Regions from separate parts of the Homo sapiens genome. Here region 2 is linked to region 1. Evidence: chromatin contacts called from ENCODE Hi-C or POLR2A ChIA-PET data. All regions are on one chromosome and are shown on one strand. The core of a region is the stretch at or near the end of the contact, and the rest is flanking DNA. Distances in the headings are between cores, read along the strand shown.

Evidence for each region. A loop is a pair of places that touch in the nucleus more often than their neighbours do. ChIA-PET counts read pairs that join two places held with the same protein, here RNA polymerase II (POLR2A). Pooled maps may share reads with other maps.
Region 2: a pooled map shows a loop between it and region 1 (3-fold over the local background). The contact joins the promoter of NHEJ1 here to the promoter of CDK5R2 in region 1. A Hi-C loop is called at or near these places in 2 of 50 pooled maps. POLR2A ChIA-PET finds 5 or more read pairs at or near these places in 2 of 52 experiments (OCI-LY7 and activated T-cell).

Annotation. Positions count from the first base shown.
Region 1 is chr2:218,956,912-218,963,240 of GRCh38, reverse strand. CDK5R2 (cyclin dependent kinase 5 regulatory subunit 2) reads right to left here and starts at 3,575. Exons shown (of 1, transcript NM_003936.5): 1 at 1,086-3,575. The coding sequence starts at 3,420. The coding sequence ends at 2,317. RefSeq lists a silencer at 3,323-3,592.
Region 2 is chr2:219,158,135-219,164,463 of GRCh38, reverse strand. NHEJ1 (non-homologous end joining factor 1) reads left to right here and starts at 3,649. Exons shown (of 8, transcript NM_024782.3): 1 at 3,649-3,744; 2 at 6,102-6,278. The coding sequence starts at 6,102. SLC23A3 (solute carrier family 23 member 3) reads left to right here. Exons shown (of 12, transcript NM_001144889.2): 9 at 126-231; 10 at 909-1,076; 11 at 2,070-2,165; 12 at 2,260-2,999. The coding sequence ends at 2,555. RefSeq lists a silencer at 3,865-3,984.

The sequences.
Region 1 (6,329 bases), core at 2,326-4,825:
CTGGGCTGAGGCCAGGGGAATCGAGTCCTGTCGTCCCGGGAGGGCAAGTGGGGACCGACATTTTTGGGTTCTGGAGCCAGACTTCTATAACTCGCCGCCAGAATAGATGACACCCTATTCCCAAATTATCCGGAAGACCTAGTTGAGGCCGAGTCTGCAACTCTTCCTGCCCTTACAAGCCCCGACCCCGCCCGAGCGCGCCATTCAGCACCACGGACAGCGAACCCGGGCCTCGTCTTGGCAGGTCCCCCCGGGTTCTTTCCGGATCTTCTCGGCCACGGCCAGACTAGGGTCGGAGCCGCGGGCACTCTGTTGAAGCCAGGCCTCTTTGGGCCAATGAAACAGTGAACAGGGCGCTTAGCCACGTGGCTAAGAAGGCAATGGGGACCGAGCAGGGATCTCAGGCTAAATAGCGCATTTTCCTTCCTGTTTCAATCCCAGAGAATGGCTTCCTTCTCCCCAACTGCCCTTGTTTGCCCCTTCTTGGGGATAAAGGGCAAGGGTCTGAGTCTCAAGCAGGGATGGACCCCCCAAGACTCCTGAGTGGGCGTGCGACCTGGGCATCGTCGAAGCAGCCCCATGGTGGTTGGGGGATGAGGAGAGAAGTATGGCAGACAGGCCCCACTTGGGAGTGGTGAACACAGACTTAGGCCCGACTGTACTCTTGACCGATATATGGTGGGGAGAGATGGGGAGGAAGGGAAAAATAGCAATAAGGACTAGCTAGTTCTGCCTCAATGGGTCTCATCACAGAAAGGGCACAACTCCGCTGTCCCCATGATTCGGTCTCTAAGTGGCCCGGGCATTAATGAGGAGCTAGGTCAGACAAGATGGAGGCGGAAGTGGGGGGATGGATTCAGCTTTATCACCAGGCCTCACCCTCAGCTGCCTCGCTTTACTCTTTACTCTCTGTAAAATGGAAGCCGATGGCGGGGGTGGGGATGGGGAGGAGGAGAAGTTCTCAGGTACTTGATCTCCCCTACTAGAGCCCCATCTCTTGCCTTTCTGCTCTGTCTGTGACAGTTCCATTACCACTCCCACTCCCTCCCTCCCGGGGCCCAAAGAAAGACCGGCGCAAAACCATCTGCAGGCGCTTCCAGCGCTTTATAGTTCTTTCCGGGACAGACGGACAGACAGACAGTGCGGCCCGCTCTGTCGGCCCGCATCATTGGCACCTTGGACACGGCCCCAGGCCCAACTCAGTCCCTGGTACCCTACCGGGAGGATTCCGGTCCCGCCCCAGCTCAGCACCTCGGACAGTTCCCGGCCCAGCCTACCCCCCTCCCCCCTCCCTCCGCAAACAACCAAATAAATTAAAAGGGGCAGTGGGGAGGAGCAACAAAAAAGCTAAGGATAAGGAAGCGGGATGTCCCTCCTCCAAGGTAAGAAGTTTTCTTTTCCTCCCACCTGTCCACTGAGGCGCCGCGGCCGGGGTGGTCTCCCAGGTTGATTTTGCCTCCAAACCTCAGCCTCCTGAAAGAAGCCGGCAGCCCCTTCCCCCACACCCCCCAGCTCCCAGCATGCAACACGTTGGAAAAGGTGGGGAGAGGCGGTGGGGGTGGGGCGAGGGACCATCCTGGTGGCTGTCTGGATACCTGGGACTGCAGTTTCTCCTGGCACCTCAGTCGATCCAAATTAAAAACTAATATTCCCTTTGATCAGGGGAGAGGGGTGTGGTGACTCAGTCAGGAATAAAAAAATGCAAGCTGACACAAGTGGAGGAAGAAGGCAGACAGGAGGGAAGATGGTGACACATGACAGGAGCAACAAGAAGGGCAGATGGGGACACAGGTGCAGGAGGAGAAACAGGGGTCTACGGGGTACAGTCAGGCAAGGGGTAAGATGGAGATGCAGACACACAAACCCAAGGAACGGAAAATGGAAAGGCAGGGAGAGGGAGGAAGAAAGAGAGGAACAGGAGAGAGAGGGAGAGAGAGAGAGAGGAATGCAGACAGGAGGAAAAATGAAGACACAAAAAGGAGGCAAGGAAATGGATAAAACCGAGGGGGAATGGGCTGAAGGGAAGGGGGAGACCCCGGCAGAAATGGAGAAATGGGGGCGCAGACAGACGGGAAGAGTGAGGTTGGAGTGCCTTTCCCGCGCTCATCTTCCGTCCCCACTCCACGCCCAGCAAATCCAAACACCGCGGCCTCTGGTGTCCCGGTCTCCACTTTCCCCTGAGGGGCATGGGCGTCTCCTCCTCCGCCCAGCCGGGGCGCTGAGCGGCGGTAACAGCGGCGGTGGCTTTGTGGTCCCGGGGGGTCCGAGTGTGTGTCAGGGGCTGGGGCGGGGGATGGGCGCGGCCCCTGGGTATCCCTAGCGGTCCAGGTTCATAGTCCAGTGCTTGGTTCCGGCCGCGCAGCTGTCCCTGGCGGCCGAGGAGGCGGCGGGCGCGCCCCCGCTCGGTGGGCCCCCGCCGCTGGCGGCGGCCTCGCCCTCGTTCTTGAGGTCTTGAAAGACCTGCGTGAAGAAGTGGGGGTCGGCGTTGAGCCGCAGCATCTGCGGGCTGAGCCGCTGGATGAGGCGCAGGCAGCGCTGCCAGAAGCGCTCCTTGTCGGGCTCCACGAGGAAGGGCTTGAGTGGGTAGGAGATCTCGTTGCCCATGTAGGAGTAGGCGAGGTAGAGGCAGGTGAGGAAGGCGGCCTGCAGCTCGGCGGCCGACGCCAGCTCGTCCCCACGCAGCGACTCGCGGCACAGCAGGTACACGAACACCAGGTTTGCAGGCGTAATGAAGGCCTGGTCTTGCCAGCCCTGCAGCAGCAGCGAGCGGTCCACACCGCGGAACCAGCCCACCAGCTCGCCCGGGCTCAGCTCCTTGAGGCGATAGCAGCGTCGGCACACGAAGTCGCCCAGACAGCGCAGCAGCTCGCCGGTGGACGCCTGCACGATGACCCGCCGCGGCGAGCCGCCAGGCACCGGCGGCGCCACCTGCGGGGCTGGGGGAGGCGGCGGCGGAGGCTTTCCCCCGCCCGAGCCCGGCGGCTGAGCGGCCGCGCTGCCCCCCGACGGTGGCTCGCAGGTGGCGGCAGCCGCGGGCACGGTGGGCACTGGCACCGCCAGGGGCTTGGCGGTGCCGCCGCCGTCGGGGGGATCCCGGCCCTTGCGGAGAAGGTTCTCGCGGTTGCGTTGCTGGACCAGGGGGTCGGGGCCCGTGGATGCCGGCTTGGGTGTCACCTTCTTGCTGCCTTTCTTCTTCTTGGCGGACGCGGCCACCAGGCGCTTCCAGGTGAGCGCCGAGATGAGCACGGACGGCCGCTTGAGTCGGCTCTCGCCTTTGCCGCCCTTGCCCACTGGCGGCGCCCCGTAGCCCCCCAGCGCCTCGTCCCCCGCGGGCGGCGCCTTCTTCTTCTCCTCGGGCAGCCCGCCGGGCCTCCGGCCCTTGGCCGAGGAGGCAGGCGAAAGAGACAGCACTGTGCCCATCCTGCAGAGCGGGGCCGGCGCCCAGGCCCCAGCGGGAGCCGCGGGCGGCGCCGCTGCTACTGCAGCCCCGGGGGACCCGGCGGTGGGGGGCCTAGCCCCGGCCCGGGCGCGCGGACTGGCGGGGGAAGGTGGCTGCTAGGCGGCTCCGCTGCTCTAATCCTGAGCTGCGCCAGCTGCAGCGTCAGCCCCACCCCTTGGGCCCCTTTTTTCGTCGCGCCGTGCCCCGCCTCACGCGGCCAATCCGCTCCCGAGTTGCACTCCTGATGGGCAGCTCCAATGACCAATAGACTCTCGCACTTCAATTTCAAGTCCCGCCCCAATCCCCACCCTCCGCCCTGAGTCTTTTCCCTTCCCCCGAGCGGAGGAAGGGGAAGGCGGTGGTCGTCGTTCGAGTGGCCTCCTCAGGGTCAGAGTTGAGAAGGGGTGGTGGCTGCTCCTGCCTCCTCCGGATCCTAGGGCCTGGACCAGCTTGTTCTGATGCACTGGGTCGCGGTAGCAGATAAACCATGGGAACAGCTCTCCTTCCCTCTGCCTTTGAATTTGTGTGGGGGGCCAGTGTGAGCAGTGAGTGCCCTCACCGGATGCCCAGGTCCCAGATGGGTCGCGTTGCACTGGCTCCTCCAATGTGACTGTCAGGTCTGTTTCCTCTTCGCGACCCCACCTCGCCCCCCACCCCCCAGGTCGCTAGGGGGGCTGCAGCAGGCACATTTCTGCCCTGCCTGTTTGGGAGTCCTGGCAGAGCCTTCTTGCAGGTCACAACCCGCCTTCTTGGGGGTTCCAGCTTGAGGGGGAGAGGGGGAGCAGCAAGGTCTCAAATATGCCCCTGAGGCTTCTGCTTGCCGTCCTGATTCTCTGCAACTGAGCCTGTGGGGCAGACCCTTGGCTCTGGTCCCTGGGCAGCTCCTCTCGGTTGGTTGTCCCCACTAACACACACAGATCTCATACTTGGGTGGATGATGGATAAGGTTGGTCCCTGGGGAAACGCTAGAAATTGGATCACTTGGTCTACCCAGTCTTGGATAGTGAACGGAGCCTCCTGTGTGGACGGAAGCCCAAGAGGGTTGGACCAACCTCCAGCCCAGCCCTGGGTCCAGGTTGAGGTGGGTTTCATCATTAAATGCTTCCTGCAGGTAAGGTTCCAGCTGTCCCCACTCCCAGGAGCAAGCTGTTAGGCTGGGTCCTGTCCACTTCTCTCTGGGTCTGTCTGTTACCTCCTGAGTACCCATCAGCCCTTTGCCCTGGATTTTGGACTCCCCAGGCCTTACCTGCAGGTCTTGAGCACAGCTAGTTCTGGACCTATTCTATCTGCCTTGTTAGATCATGTCCACCCTTCTTGGAGCCTGCTCTCTGTGGCTCCCCCAGCACAAGAGCCTTCAGGCTTCTTAAGTAAGTGGACCTTGTAGGTGCATATGGGTTCCATGTGGAGCCAAACCCCTGCCTATGTATTTCAGTAAATTCTAAGGATTGCCCTTGGAGTCACCTCCATGCTCCTCACAGACCGCAAACATAGCTCCAAGGATCCACTGCTGTCAGGGTTGGTTTGTGCATATATGTGTGTGTGTGTGTCACTGCAGATAGGCTGTTCTAGAATCCACTTGGGCTGCAGTTCCAGCTACCAGAGGTACAGAATTTCCCAGCCATTCCACAGCCCCTGGTCACTCACACCCTCCTGGAGGCCTGTGGTCTGCCTGTCTCCATTCCCCTCCTCTTTACCACTGTGCACATGCAGCCTTGTACCTTCTCCCTAACTCAGCACCCAATATGCACTTTTTCAACAGGGTATCTCTGCTCCCTAGGATCTGATCTTTATTTTCTTGCAGCCCAAGCTGACCTTCCCAAACTCATTCTCCTCATAGTTCTTGAAAGTGTTCCCTCTTTTCAGCTCCTGTAATTGGCCCCACTTCCTCCTACAAGGTGTTCTGAGTCACTCTTTATCTGCCAACCAAGGAATAGTCAGTTCACCGGTAGTTAAGGACAAGCCCTGTAGAGACTGAGTTGCACTGGCGGAAACACTGGGCATGTGGATCTAAATGGCACATGAGTCCTTCCAGCGCTGCTCCCAGGAGTCCCTCACTGGCATAAGGCCTATTGTTAAGGTCATTTAGGACCACGTCTTCTAAGCAGCACCCACAGAGTGTCACCACTGTGGTACCCTATTCCCGGCCCAGCTCTGACCTCCTATTGTCCTCTTGGTCAGAACCAAGAATTTCCTCCTCTGCTTCAGGGACCCCAAAGCAGGTGCCTCAGAGGGTCCTACTCCCCTTCCTCACTTTCCACCTTGCTCTGCCTCCAACCCTGTTTCTGGCTCACATGCTCCCCACCCTCCTGCTCTGGTTATCTCTCCAGAATCTCTGAGCTCCTTCCACTGGGCCAGAACCCTCTCTCAGAATGTCAAGCTCTTGAACTCCCACCTCCTCCAAGAAGCTTTTTTGATAGATTGGAAGGGACCTAATACTCTTTCTGACTTCAGCCTTTCCAGCCTTTTCCCATCAGCAACAGTGGCTACATAACAACTTGGTTAAGGGCTGGGCTCTGGGTCTAAGATGTGCAAGATGGATATGGATGGAATTTTAAAGACAAGCAGACAAGCTAATCAAAGAGATCCAGAAAGAGTAACAACATTGCTGTTGTATATAAGCCGGTGGCATTGAGAGCTGAGAGGGAGGGTTATTATGTTTCTGCAGGGGGAGCCCAAGGGGAATAAGCCTAGTGAAACCAGAAAGACTTCATGGAGGAGGTGGGCTTCATAGAAGGTTGGTGGCTTTCCCACATTTGCAAGTGTACTCTTCTGGTTAGGTTATGTTTGGGTTCATATTCTGAGATTCATCTATCTTCATTATAATAGTATCTCTGTGTTGCTTCTCATCTCTCCATCTCCCTTATGTTCCTCTGGGGCAGTGCTGGTTGTG
Region 2 (6,329 bases), core at 2,400-4,899, 200 kb before region 1:
AGGAAGGCTTCTTGGAAGAGTAACATTTGAGCTGGGATCCAAATGATGAGAAGGAACCAGTAAGGCAAAGACCTGGGACAGTCTGAGGAAGTGGCTGTGTTTTCCAGTGTCTTTTCTTCATGCAGGCTGGATCTCAGCAAGTGGCTCACTTAGTGGGGCTACTCTGCGTGGGGCTTGGACTCTCCCCCAGGTTGGCTCAGCTCCTCACCACCATCCCACTGCCTGTTGTTGGTGAGTGGATGTATCAACAGGGCTGGTATTGAACTGCTACTCCCCAGTGTGGCCTGATCAGTTCTTTAGGATGGCACCCTTTCCTTCTAAATAGCTTTCCTGGATGGATGGGTGGATGGATGGATGGATGGATGGATATGAGCATGTGTCAGCCTCAATTTCTCAGCCCAACATTTTGGTCTTCTCTTGATTGGGCTTCTGGGCTTCCTGAAGAATCAGAAATCAGCCTCAGGCTGGGCGTGGTGGCCCACACCTGTAATCCCAGCACTTTGGGAGGCCCAGACAGGCAGATCACTTGAGGTCAGGAGTTCGAGATCAGCCTGGCCAACATGATGAAACCCTGTCTCTACTAAAAGTGCAAAAATTAGCTGGGCGTGGTGGCACATGCCTGTAATCCCAGCTACTCGGGAGGCTGAGGCAGGAGAAATCGCTTGAATCCGGGAGTAGGAAGCGGAGGTTGCAGTGAGCCGAGATTGCACCACTGCACTCCAGGCTGGGCGTTACAGTGAGACTTGCTCTCAAAAAAAAACCAAAAAAACAAAAAAACAAAAAAAACAAAAATCATTCTCTTGGGTTTTATTTGTTTCCCATTACAACCTGCTTGCCCTGCAATACTCCATGCTATGTGAGCCCCCTTGACTCCTCCTGACCCCCTTGATTTCTTCTGTATGAGACAGGTGGGGTGCTGGGGGTGACCCAGGCTGTGGTTTTGTCTGCTGGATTCTCCAGCTTCTACCTGGCTGACATAGACTCTGGGCGAAATATCTTCATTGTGGGCTTCTCCATCTTCATGGCCTTGCTGCTGCCAAGATGGTTTCGGGAAGCCCCAGTCCTGTTCAGCACAGGTAGGTGGAAGGGAAGAGGCGTTGCTCAGTAGCAGGAAAGCAAGTTGAGGCTTCAGGCTGCCCGGACTCCTGGCCCCACAGCCTTCTCTGGGCTTTGGTGTAAATACTTCATCCATTTGTTTAACAGATATTTATTGAGCACTATGCTAGCCATTTGGAATACAAAGATGCCTTCCGTTATTACAGCGTAGTACAAGAGATGAGATGTGTAGGAAAATAACAGGAAAGGTTCAGATAAAGAGCTACAGTGCTCAGTGGCAAGAGAGATAGCTTCTGTTTGAGGTGATCCAGTAACAGAGCTGGTCTTGAAGGATGGTAAGTTTTAAACATCTTTGGTGAGAAGAAGGTCATTCCTGATGGAGGAACCATCATTTATGCAAAGACACAGAAGTGGGAAGTCTTAGGATATGTCCTGAGAGCAGTAAATTGCTTAATTTGTCTCACCCAGTTCTCAACTGGGTGATTTTGCCCCCATGGGGACATTTGGCAATGTCTGGAGACATTTTTGGCTGTTACAAATGGAGGAAGAGGGAGTTGTTACTAGGGTTTAGTGGATAGAAAGATGCTGCTAAACATCCTACACTGTACAGGACATCCCCCCTGCACCACCACCCCCAACAAAGAATTATCTGGTCCAAGATGTCAGTAGGACTGAGGTTGAAAAACCCAGGATAGAGCATAGAGGGTAAAAAATGGGAGATGAGGTTGGGACTTAAATATTACGCTTTCTAGAGAAAGGGAACCTGGAATAGTCAAAGCATATATGGAGGGTGTGTGGATGATCAGAACACAGGGTGTTGAGCAGGAATCCTGTGGGAAAGGCCTGGATTTGGAAAGTGGAGAGTAGAAAGACAAAGGGTGAGAGGGATGAAATGACAATTCAGAAAGATCTGTCCTTAGTCCAAGGCTTAGGTTTAGGTCTGGGAGGGTAAGACTCCTGGGCTTGGATATAGGATCAGAGTTCCCTTCCTGCCTGGCCCCAACTCTTCATAGGCTGGAGCCCCTTGGATGTATTACTGCACTCACTGCTGACACAGCCCATCTTCCTGGCTGGACTCTCAGGCTTCCTACTAGAGAACACGATTCCTGGTAAGTTGAGGCTAGGCCCTAGCAGACTGGGGAGTGGCCAGGAAGCCATCCCTCCCTGGGATGGGCAATAGCCTGACAAACCTCTCTTTTGCAGGCACACAGCTTGAGCGAGGCCTAGGTCAAGGGCTACCATCTCCTTTCACTGCCCAAGAGGCTCGAATGCCTCAGAAGCCCAGGGAGAAGGCTGCTCAAGTGTACAGACTTCCTTTCCCCATCCAAAACCTCTGTCCCTGCATCCCCCAGCCTCTCCACTGCCTCTGCCCACTGCCTGAAGACCCTGGGGATGAGGAAGGAGGCTCCTCTGAGCCAGAAGAGATGGCAGACTTGCTGCCTGGCTCAGGGGAGCCATGCCCTGAATCTAGCAGAGAAGGGTTTAGGTCCCAGAAATGACCAGAACGCCTACTTCTGCCCTGGTTAATTTAGCCCTAACTCTCATCTGCTGGAGAGTCAGCTCCCAAACTGTTCTTTCTTGTAGGCAGAGGATATGTGTGTGTGTATTACATGGGACTGTCTAGAGGTTCCATTTCCCAATAGGGTGGGTTGCCTTTCCTTGTCTTAATTAGGCCTAACTGTTCCAGAGCAGAGGCCATGATTTAGTGGACCATGAATGATTGAGATTTTGCCTGTGTACTATCAATGCCACTTGAACCCCAGCATTCACTTTAATACTTACTGAGCATCTCCCATGTGCAAGGTCCTGGAACTACAGGGATAAGACAGGGTCCATGCCGTCTCAAGGCATTTACGGTTTAAAAAGACCTTTGTAATTACTAACGAAAATGCAAAGCAGAAAGCAGTCTGTAATAAAGATTAAAATAATGCCGTGGGAGCAAAGAGGAAGGGATAATGAATTCTGATTGGGGACAGTGGGAAAGGCTTTATGCAAGAAGCAATGAGGATGGCCTTGACAAATGAGGATTTTTGGTTTTGGAAAATGGATGCAGAGAAGTTTTCAGGTTCGGGGTCCAGCTTGAGCAAAGCCATGGGTTGTACAAAGTCCAAGATAGGTGAGGGGTTTCAAATTTCTCAGTAGTGAGGGAGTATAAGTACGGGGATGATGGAGAAATGAAGCAGGAGAGGTAAAGGATGAGGTCGGACTATGGGACTTATGCCTGGGAGACTCCTTCCTTCAACAACTCTAGTGCTGGTGGAGGACCTGAGAGATCATCTACAGAAGTTCAATCCCTTATTTTGTTAAAAAGAGACCGGATAGGTAGGGGAGGGAAGAGAAGTGACTCAAGTTTGACAAATCCAAACCTGGGCTCCCCTCTCCTGCGCCTCGCCCGCTATTCTTTCCACTCGGCCAGCGTGACTCCAAGACGCGCCACTACCCTTCTACTAGCCGGCTGCCCGGCCTCTCCTCCACTTACCCTGGCCACTGGGGCGCTCCTCTCATCAGTGTCCCAGGCCCAGAAGCCCCGCCCACGCCAGGCATAGGCCCCGCCCCTGTATCCCAAGACCCTGCCTCCTCTTGCGGTGGGGGGAAAGCGGCCTCTTACTCTAGGCCTTTCGGTTTGCGCGAGCGGGCAGGAAAGCGTGCGTGCGGCTAAGAGAGTGGGCGCTCTCGCGGCCGCTGACGGTAGGTGGAATCGCGTTCGAGTCCGGGCAGGAGCAAGCCAGCGAGGGGCTGCTCAGACGCTGCGGGTTGGCCCTGGCGCTGGCCTTTTCTCCCTGGAGGGAGCGCGCGCTGCCGGGGTCCAGGGCAGGCCTCCGGGGGAGGGGTGGGCGGGGCCGCGCGTGCGCAGTCCGCTGGCTGCTGCCCGGCGTGGATGGTAGGGCTCGAGTGAAGGTACTCGTTGGTCGCCTGTTTGGTGCGACGAAGCCGCTGGTGGCCGGCTTTGTTGCCCCTTGAAGCCGCGCCCCAGTGCAGCCAGTGCTGTAGAAATGGGAAGGCGGACAGCGAAGGCTGTTATAGCTGGGGCGGGTGGAAGCGGGACGCCTGGCGGCTCCTGGGGTGGGGCTATGGTTGTGGTGGGACCTAGGGTTCGCGCTGTCCCAGGGGGACCGGGCGGGGCCCAGCCGGGATGCTCTCTGGGCCTCTACTGCCCTCTGCAGGGCGTCGGAGGAACTGCCCAGAGGGGTCACTGCTGAGGAGCGGACTCGGTGCAGATAAAGGTTCTCAAGGGACCCCTCCGCCGGGATGCCGCTCAGCGCCCCTCCACTCAAGAGAAATAAACCCGTGAATCTCGTTAATGTGAATGTTAGAGGCAGCCTTGAAGGAAAAAAGAAAAGGATGAAGTGTAGAAGCTTCGGACGCAGAACGGGACGCGTGTGGTGGGAGCAGGCAGCCGGGGTCTGGTGCCCAATGTGTCAGGCCTTTTTATAGGGCCCGTTACTCCTGGCCACATTTTAAACTCCTCCCCCTTTACCCAACAGACAAACAAAACCCATCAATTTGAGGGTTCTGAGCTTCCGGGCTTTCCGAAGGAATGGGCTAGAATAGTAAACCCAATTTTGGCAACTGTTAAGAGTACACTGGGGAGTGCCTATAAGGGAGATGAAAGTGGCGACTTTATTCGCGTTTGTGACCTTTGGCATTGTGGAGCTCTTGTCCGGCTAGGACTAGCTTAATCATCCCATGACCACTTCTGTCCCCATAAGAGCAGCATGTGGGAAATGTGACGGAAACACCATCCTCCAAACACAAGGCTTTGAGGATGCCATAAAGAAAGATCACCACGTATATGTATATATATGCATATATATATATGCATATATATATGCATATATATATGCATATATATATGCATATATATATATGCATATATATATGCATATATATATAAAGTTATGTCACAAGTCACAAGGGCACACTTCAAAAGCTAGGGGAAATGACTGTGTTAATCAGACTTAATAAGGAATTTCATTATTTACATTCTAAATTTTTCCTTCCTGGTACTTCTGTTCATTTTATATTTGTAGACTGGAATAATGAAGGAAATTGACATATTTTTTTCTCCCCCACAGGAAAAACAATCACATTCTCTGTCAAGCAGCCGTAGTTCTGATTGTCTACTAGGTTAAGCCTACTACTTTAGCTGCTGAGATAGAAAAGTTGTTTTGCAGGGGTTCCAGGCTGGGCATGTTGTCATTGGTGGCAGTGCACTGGAGTGGGAATGTGGAGGATGAGTTAAGTGGAAGTTAATTCAGTCTTTACCTCTGTGATGTGCTCTGCCTTGTATTCATGATTTCCTAGTCATTCTGGTTTTTGTTGAAATGAAATTTAGGTCTTTTCTGTTGCTCCTGGACACAGGTTCTTAGCTCTTTTTTGTGTCATCGATCCCTGAGAGTTTGATGATAGCTGTAGACCTCTTCCCCCTCCCCATGCATATATGCGTGTACACATAACATTTTCATATAATTCTAGAGGATTCACATGCATTGACTCTAGATTAAGAACCTGTTTTAGGGATTTTTAAAAAAATCCTGAGAGCTTCCTAAACTTTGTTTTTAGATAATGATCAAATACTTCGAATTTCCTGGCCCTGACACTATGACTTATGATGTTTTATAAGACAAGAACTATTCCTTCTCTTCTAGTTCTGGGAAAGGATAGGAGTGACATATTTATTAGGAATGTGATAAAGATGGAACAAGAAGGGTTTAGGTTTCCACGTTATGTTATAGTATTAGAAAGCAGAAATACTAACAGCAATATGCTGAGGTTTAAACACTATGGAAGAAAGATTTTCTGTCCTCTAGGAATGTAATATGGGAAAAAAAAAACCCTCAAGATTTTAAATATACTTTTAGTGGCCAGGAGGTAGTAAAGTCAGTGCTCAGCTGGTTGTATACTGGGAGAACGTAAATCCATGCCTTCTATTTTATCAGGGAGGATTTTCATGAGATTTTAGTTGATACAGACTGGTTTGGGTGGTGCCCTCCCTAGGCCAGCATGACCCTGAGGCTCTTTACTAAATGAGGACTTTTTTGCAGATGGAAGAACTGGAGCAAGGCCTGTTGATGCAGCCATGGGCGTGGCTACAGCTTGCAGAGAACTCCCTCTTGGCCAAGGTTTTTATCACCAAGCAGGGCTATGCCTTGTTGGTTTCAGATCTTCAACAGGTGTGGCATGAACAGGTGGACACTAGTGTGGTCAGCCAGCGAGCCAAGGTAAGTATGAGGAGAAGTACTGCTGTGTCGGGGATGTGAACATCAACCAGC